Linked DNA regions of Homo sapiens: region 1 is linked to region 2. A link is a loop called in an ENCODE intact Hi-C map of the cell type or tissue named here. Cell type or tissue: HCT116. All regions are shown on one strand. Each heading gives the region's core, and the rest is flanking DNA. Links, peaks and the distances in the headings are about the cores only.

Region 1 (4,398 bases), core at 81-4,080, 97 kb before region 2:
ACTAGGAAAAAATCATGAACCAACACAACCCCCACATTATACTGACATCATTCTCCTATTTATCAATCGTATGTGAACTTGGTGTTATAGAAACATCTGTTGTAGCAGAACAGACAGTGCTCAGTCCACAGCGGGGTTTGGGGATTGGAAAATGCCCTTTCTTAGGAAGAGTGCTTTGCTTAAATTAGTGGTTCTCAACTGGGGATGATTTTGCCTGTCTTCCCCCAACCCCACCCCAGAAGACTTTTGACAATGTTTGGAGACATTTTGTTGTCACAGCTGGGGTGGAAGGTGCTGTTGGCATCTAGAGGCCAGAAAATGCTACAAAACATCTGCAGTGCACAAGCCAGCCCCCCACACAACAGGAAGTTCTCCTGCCCCCAGTGTCAGCAGTGCCAAGGTGGAGACACTTTGGCTTAGATGGATGCTGCACTTTTGGCTCTTTGGGCTCCCCTTCCAAGCAAGCAAGTCCCCAGTTTCCACAATCATATTTGAAATGGATGCAATTAGATGTCGCCTAATTTACAGTCATGTTATTGTACCCCCTTCCTGCATTTACATACAGGTGAACATACAGGTTATCTAAACTCTTTGTCACTCATTTACAGCGAATGTTTTGGCTTATTCCATGGAGAGTTAATCACACTCATTCAGTAAAGATTTAGCTAATAGAAAGCTTGGCGAACAATCTTGGAGGCTTCTTCAATGATGTTTCCCACTCCCAACAGGATGCTTCTATGTTTATATTACCTAGGAGCTAAACGCCAGGCTTCTCTACAATATAATTCGGTTGCTCAGTGCTTTAATTAAAAGAGACCAGGGAAAAAATTCTGTTCCCACCATTTTACCAGCTGTGTGTGTGACTTTAGGCAAGAGGTGTAACTCACTGGAGGCTTAGTCTCTGTTTTTCTGTAAAATAGGGATAACCATGTCTGATTTACAGGATTGTTGGAAAGATAAAATACAGTGTGTAAAGTGCACAGCACTACTTTATGCATAACATCCTCAATAAATATATTAGTTCCCTTTCCCTTGTGATGCTACCATACCCAAATAGCCATTGTGATGTTTCCTTTTCATGCACTTCAGCTTTTCTTTTTCTAAGTAGTTCTCTGTTTCTCAAACTCCAGGTTCCAATGACTTCTGTAATAAAATGAAAGTGATTAGAAAAAGTGATGAACTGTGGTGTCTATCAGCAAAAGTCCTGTAGCCAAGTGGCAGAGTCTCTGTTCTAGGTTTTTCTCCTAGCTTTTTGAGGACAAGGACTGCATCTCATTTATCCTTGTATCTCCAGAGAAAGCCTGGAAGCAGACATTCAGCAAATGTTTTTGAATGAAAAGGTCAGAGACCTACTCCTACATAGTATTTGTACATAAGTGTGCTACCAACCTATTAATTTCTTCAAAGTAATTTTATATATTGTACAAATAATGAAAAAAGTAGCCATATTTTGCTGTCTTTAACATGATAACTTGTTTTCATTTTATTCCTCACTTCTATCCAGTCTTTATATTACACAAAGTTGTAAGAATAGCATACCACAATTTTAATCTTTTTATTAAGCTAGCGTTATATTAGAACTATTTTCCATGACGTAGTCTTCATAATGATAATTTTAATGACAATGTGATACATAGTCTAGTTGATGTACTCTCATTTACCCAATCATTCCTCTTGGATTGAGCATTTAGATTGTTGCTAGTTATCTTTGCCTTGTATATCAAATTATAATAAGCATATTCATTGCATATAGCTTTTCTTTGGTATTTTTTCCTTAGAACGGTGTTTTTTCAAGTTCTTTGGAAAATTAAGGGTTTGATCAAAAAAGTTTCTGCTGCTGTCTAAGGTTGAGAAAAATTGATGAGTCTTTGATGCAGAGCTTCCTAGAGCCTGTGAAGTGATACAAATCCACACTGGGACCTCTAAAGAATAGAGCATGCCCCTTGAACCATGGTGCCTCTTGTTCTTGGGATAAGGGTTCTTAATAGGAAAAATTATATCTTTATTTTTACCAACCTCTAATTAAAATTGACAGTTCCTTCAATTATGAATGTAGATAACAAACCACAGTAGTTTTGGCAGTATATGACTTTTTTTTCAACTTTTATTTTAAGTTCAGGGGTTCATGTGCAGGATATGCAGGTTTGTTACATAGGTATACATGTGCCATGGTGGTTTGCTGTGCAGATCATCCCATCACCTAGGTATTAAGCCCAGCATCTATTATCTATTCTTCCTGATGCTCTCCCTCCCCCTCAGCATATGACTTGGTCCCTATAAAGAAATCACATATTTTTTTATCACATTATAGTTGTTGCAGATACCTTAAAATATCACCTACTGGCTATGACTTATTTGACTTGATACTATTATTAGACCCACCACTGGATATTGTAATCTATAAATAATCATATATATTACTATATAATAATTTTTTATTTTGATATTTGTATCTTAATGTAATTATTCCCTTTCTAGTCTTATATATTTAATTTTATGCCTTTAAAAATTTTATTCAAAGAAGGAGTCTCTGGGTTCATCAGAATGCCAAAGAGATCCATGTAGCAAAAAAAATTTAAAACAATGTCTTAAGGTATCTCAAGGCCTAAGTTTCCACAAAACATTTTGAGAAATGTTGCTTTAGGATAGATCCAAGGACTGAGATTAGTGAGTCAAAAGAATAAGCAGTATTATAGCTCTCACCACTTATTGCCAGATCTCTTTCCAAACGTTAGACCAAATTTGTGCTGCCATAGAAATGTATGAATCCACTTGTTTTACCACAGCCATCGAATGAAATTATTGGATGAACTAGTCTCATTAGCTTTCATTTATTTCCTTTTTTTTTTTTTTTGGCCAGATCCATTGAAAAGAGAAAATTATCATACCCCGAATTCTTCTCAACAGCCACCAGCTCTTAAGGTATTTTTCATTACCTGGAGAATGGTTCTCTTCTTGATGAGGGTCAGGTGTCTGATGGTGCTTCAAATGAGATTGGTCCTTTCCCAAATCCATCTTGCTGCAATACCTTCCTGCTATTTTGGTCTGACTTCCACAAGCAGCCTAGATGCTTTTTTAAAATATCAAAAACATCTAACACTTAAAAAAAAAAACCACACACACAAGTTTGCCTGTCACTTGACTTCCCGCCTAAAAGTTTTATCTGGTTGGACCACAACTGCAGGCTAATTCTACTATCTTTATCACACTGCACAGGTGTGAGTAGGGGAAATGGCTGGTGCTAGCAACCCCTAGCATAGGTTGCTATTTATACAGGGAAACTCTCTGACCACAGCCTGGCATGGCACAGCCTCTAGTCAGCACTCTTTTGGTTCTATCTGCCAGGAAGTGTCTGGATCCGATGTTCCTTTTTACAGATGGAGGTAGCCTAGTGTAGAAAGAACACAATCTAGGCCCCAACCAGCTCAGTGGCCCAGGGCAAGTCACCTCCCTTTTCTATGACTCTCTGCATTTGCAAAATGGGTAAATAATTCCTGTCTTGCCTACTTCATACGGTTCTTGTGAAAGTGAAAATAATAGATATAAAAGTTTCTAGAAAGTGTGATATATATTAATCTTACATGGTTTCCTGTATGTAGCTTTTTTCACCTTAATCTGTTGCAAAATAATGTACAGTTTTGCTGTGTATGCTGTTAGACTTAGTTAAGAAATAGACATAAAGAACCAAATTAGAATTTCACAGCAATTTTGTACCCTTTTTGGCTCACCAAATCATTCGCAAGTGACTCAAGATAACTAGTGAAATCCATTGTTACTCATATAGGGGAAGGTGAAAAATTACTTCTTAATGAAAATATCACCACATTATATCCCAGAAATTAAGTTGAAATAATCAAAGGAACCATCCTATCTCCAAGCAGTAACCCCATTTGTGAAGACAAGGAGCCACAGACTACTATGGTTCAACTAAAGAAGAAACCCTGAGCACCTCCTGATACAGGAAGCCAGTCTGGGAGATGCAGGATTAATATATGTGTTCTGGATTCAGATTGAATTGAAGTGAGTTTGAATTCCAGTGTTGACATTCCCTAATTCAGTGACCTGAGGCAGGTTAGATAGCCTTGGAGTCAATTTACCTATCTATAACATGGGGACAATATTGGTATCTACCTCAGAAAGTTACTGGGATGATTAAGTCCAGTAATCCATATGAGGCATTTTATGTGTGCCTAGCATATTGAACTTGGTCAGTAAATGTTAGCTACCAATAAAAATACAGTAACCAGATTTTGGTAAAGCAAGTCATAGTTTAAATGCACTAAAGAGAGAATCTGAAGAGGATTCTTTATAAAGAAAGACCTTTGTAATGTGAATAGATACCCACTACTTCCATGGAGTCTTAAGGCATTAGAACTGGAAGAGCCCAAAATCATCTAG
Region 2 (4,398 bases), core at 104-4,103:
ACAGACTGGGAGAAAATATTTGCAAACCACATACCTGACAAAAGGACTAGTAACTAGAAATATGAAGCACTCTCAAAACTCAACAGCAAAAAAACAAGAATAGAATTAGAAAATGGGCAAAAGACATGAAGAGATTTCACTGAAGAGGATATACAGAAGGCAAATAAGCACATGAAAAGATGTTCAACATTATTATTAGCCATTTGGGAAATGCAAATTAAAATCACAATGAGATATCACTGCACTCCTCTCAGAATGGAAAAAATGAAAAATAAGGACAACACCAAATGCTAGTGAGAATGCAGAGAAACTGATCAATTATATATGTCTGGTGAGAATGTAAAATCATACAGCCACTCTGGAAAACAGTTTGGCAGTTTCTTATAAAAATGAAACATGTGCCAGGCACAGTGGCTCACGCCTGTAATCCCAGCACTTTGGGAGGCTGAGGCGGGTGGATCACTTAAGGTCAGGAGTTCGAGACCAGCCTGACCAACGTGGTGAAACCCATCTCTACTAAAAATACAAAAATTAGCCGGGCATGGTGGTGCATGCCTGTAATCTCAGCTACTCAGGAGGCTGAGGCGGGAGAATCGCTTGAACCCAGGAGACAGAAGTTGTGGTGATTGAGATCACACCACTGCATGCCAGCCTAGGCAACAGAGTGAGACTCCATCTCAAAAAAATTAAAATAAAATAAAAAATAAATAAAAAGGAACACACTACCCATACACAAAACAACCAGGATGAATCTCCAGGGAATCATGCTGAGGGAAAAAAGCCAGCCCCCAAAGGTTACAGAACTGCATGGTTCTGTTTATTAAAAACCCTCTTAAAATGACACAATTATAGAAATGGAAAATATTAGTGGTTGGCAGAGGTTAGGGAGGGGGTGGGGCTGGAGGGAAGTGGGTGTGGCTATACAAATCAAAATGATGGGTTTATTGGGGTGTTATGGGGTGATTCAGAAAATCCAAGGAAGGGTCTCAAAAGAGTTGAAACTGGGCAGCTCTGGGCAACTCAGTTGGCAGAAGTTTATGGACTTGCCATTCCTCATGATTTCCGGGCTACAGAGTCATCATTAGCAGAGAGAATCGTGAGAGAAGAGAACCTGGTTGATAGAGCTTTGGAAGGATAGCCAAACATCAAGGCTGGGCACAATGTCTCATGCCTATAATCCCAGCACTTTGGGAAGCTGAGGTGGGAGGATGACTTGAGCCCAGGAGTTTGAGACTAGCCTGGGTAACATGGCAAAACCCCATCTCTACCAAAAAACATTATCTGGGCAGGGTGGCACACATTTGTGGTCCCCAGCTACTCAGGAGGCTGAGGTGGGAGGATCACTGAGCCTGGGAGTTCAAGGCTGCAGGTGCCACTGCATTCCAGCTTGGGTGACAGAGTGAGACCCTGTCTCAAAAAAAAAAAAAAAAATCCACATCCTTGTTATTATTTATCTTTCCAATTTTAAATATCCTAGCAAGTGCGAAGTGGTATCTCACCATGGGTTTGGTTTGCATTTCCTGATAGTTAACTATGTTGAGCATCTTTTCATGTGCTTATTGACCCAGAGATGATCTTCTATCACATGTCTGCATCAGGTTGGTCAGCTTCCGGGGACAGTATCACACGGCGGAGCCCAAGTTACTATGGGGCGCTCTGGTTCCTGGGGTTGTTTTCAGAGATGACCATGAGGAAGCAGTGTGGTGAGAAAGGTCTCCCATGAAGATACGGATTTTTTTTGTTTTGTTTTTGTTTTTTTTCGAGACAGGGTCTTACTCTGTTGCCCAAGCTGGAGTGCAATGGCACGATCTTGGCTCACTGCAATATCCACCGCCCAGGTTCAAGCGATTCTCCTGCCTCAGCCTCCCAAGTAGCTGAGACTACAGGCGCCCACCACCACACCCAGCTAATTTTTGTATTTTTAGTAGAGACGGGGTTTCACCATGTTGGCCAGGCTGGTCTCGAACTCCTGACCTCAGGTGATCCTCCTGCCACTGCACCTGGGGAAATTTTGAAGCCCTAGAATGGAGGAGATTCCCAATGACAGTGAGGGAGAAGCGTGAGAGTTGTGAAAGCTTTGGGGACCCTTTGAAGTTAAGGGTGAGATGAGAAGGTGGAGACACGTCAGACCAACTGTCCTAACTGGGTACGGGGAGGGGCAGGACCAGCCAAACTAGGGATGAGGCCAGTGACAGGGATAAACTGTCAAGATGAGGTCTGAGGGTGGGAAGGTCCCCGCAGGTTGCGGGCGGTGGAAACAGGCATGGGAGCAGGGGCTCAGGAATGAGACCCCTCCCTGAGTGTTTCGGCAGGTCTGAGCCAACGGGGCCTTACACACCTCTTCTCACGTAGTCCTCACTACTGCCCTCTGGTGGTGGCTGTCTCCATTTCACAGGGGAGGACGTTGAGAAGTTCCTCTGCGTGAAAGGACAGAGCTGGGAGGTGAACCCCGGCCTGAATTATCCAAAACCCTGTGCACTTCTCAGGACACTGTAGTGTTCCAGGACCCCATAGGGACCCAGTGAGGGAAGAGATTATTATCATTTGGAAGACATTTGGGGTGGGGGTCTCAGCCAAAACATCAACTCATCAGAAAGACTCCTCTTGGCCACCCATCTAAAGAAGGTCCCTTTCCTCATTTCTCACGCGGCACTCAATTAGTTTCTTCACTGCCCTCATCATAATTCAAGACCATATAGTTATACGTGAATATAGTTTACTTTTATTGTAAACTACAGTTTGCAGGAAAAGGACCGTGGAGGCCTCTTTTGTTCCGCATTCTATCCCCAGCACCTGCTGTGGTACCAGGCACGCAAGCAGGCACTCGAAACTGCTTTGGTGGATGCAGCAGTGGGGTGCACTGGAAAACGGAGGCAAATGAGGGATGTCAGAGGTCACAAGCCTCCACCAGAGACTGAAGGTGTTGACTTTCACCCCCCACACCCTCCAGAGTGTGATGGGGGGTTTGCTCTCTCAGGGTCAGCATAAAAATGATGCTTATGTTACAGGGATGAGAACCAAGGTTGGGGAAGCAGAAAGTAGGTGGTGTGACCAGCGAGGGTGTGATCAGCAAGGGTGCCGAAAATGGGACAACTGACAGCCTTGGAAGAAGCAGGTTCTTTGGCCATGGGACCTGAGGCAGGCCCTCAGCAGCTGGGGTTGGGCAGCTTGGGTGGCTCCATGCTTCACTTCTTCCTCTGAGGAACTGGCCAGAAAGCTGACTTCAGCGACGACTCAGGGAACAGTCAGGTTCACCCAAGGGGCAGAATGTGGCCTGAGAACAGATGAAGTCAGTTACGCCTCAGTCATCGCTGTCATATTTTCTCTTCTGCACTTGCTCATTCAGAAAATATTTATTGGCATCTACTAGGTATTAAGAAGTCCTTGTAGGCCGGGTGTGGTGGCTCACGGCTGTAATCCCAGCACTTTGGGAGGCCGAGGTGGGTGGATTACGAGGTCAGGAATTCGAGACCAGCCTGACCAACATGGTGAAACCCCATCTCTACTAAAAATACAAAAATTAGCCAGGCGTGGTGGCATGTGCCTGTAATCCCAGCTGAGGCAGGAGAATCGCTTGGACCCAGGAAGCGGAGGTTGCAGTGAGCAGAGATCGTGCCATTGCATTCCAGCCTGGGCAACAGAGTGAGACTCTGTCTCAAAAAAACAGAAAAAAAGAAAAAGAAAAAGAAAAAAAGAAGTCCTTGTAATGCCAGCACTTTGGGAGGCCGAGGCAGGCAGATCACCTGAGGTCAAGATTTTGAGACCAGCCTGGCCAACATGGTGAAAACCCATCTCTACTAAAAATACGAAAATTAGCCAGGCCTGGTGGCATGTGCCTATACTCCCAACTACTTGGGAAGCTGAAGCAGGAGAATCGCAGGAATCTGGGAGGCAGAGGTTGCAGTGAGCCAAGATCATGCCACTACACTCCAACCTGGGTGACAGAGTGAGACTCCATCTGAAAAAAAAAAAAAAAAAAATGCTAGGCAAGGTGGCTCACATCTGTAATCCCAGCACTTTGGGAGGTTCAGATGGGTGGATCACCTGAGGTTAGGAGTTCAAAACCAGCCTAACCAACATGGAGAAACCCCATCTCTACTGAAAATACAGTATTAGCCAGGGGGATTGGGGGCTCATGCCTGTAATCCCAGCTACTCAGGAGGCTGAGGCAGGAGAATTGCTTGAACCCGGGAGGCAGAGCTTACGGTGAGCCCAGATCGCACCATTGCATTCCAGCCTGGGCAACAAGAGTGAAACTCGGTCTCAAAAAAACAAAACAAAACAAAAAGTCCTGTGCTTGGTGCTGGGGATAGAGTAGGAGAGAGTCCATGCCCTGATCCCCTGGCCCCGTAGGACACAGTGACAATGCAAGGCTCCAGGCAACCTCAGGCAGAGGCC

Evidence for each region. A loop is a pair of places that touch in the nucleus more often than their neighbours do. Peaks named below come from ENCODE experiments on the same cell type or tissue, not always from the same donor. Only the 100,000 strongest peaks of a DNase experiment are listed, where the experiment ranks them.
Region 1: a loop joins it to region 2, with 2.7 times the contacts of the local background. A loop is called at or near these places in 97 of 110 quality-filtered maps.

What each region holds. Positions count from the first base shown.
Region 1 is chr9:97,935,122-97,939,519 of GRCh38, forward strand. It overlaps HEMGN (hemogen), which reads right to left and starts at 3,051. Exons shown (of 4, transcript NM_197978.3): 1 at 2,937-3,051; 2 at 1,050-1,143. The coding sequence starts at 3,015. In HCT116, for the core only: no CTCF peak of the experiment used is centred there; no DNase peak of the experiment used is centred there; H3K27me3 peaks cover 1,280 bases.
Region 2 is chr9:98,032,540-98,036,937 of GRCh38, forward strand. It overlaps a transcript of TRIM14 not described here. Among named protein-coding and RNA genes, the nearest start is that of NANS, 22 kb to the right of the region's middle. RefSeq lists enhancers at 2,266-2,375, 2,968-4,167, 3,346-3,415, 3,496-3,635. In HCT116, for the core only: a CTCF peak has its summit at 2,370 (motif pointing left); a DNase peak (open chromatin) is centred at 2,382; H3K4me3 peaks cover 292 bases; H3K27ac peaks cover 262 bases.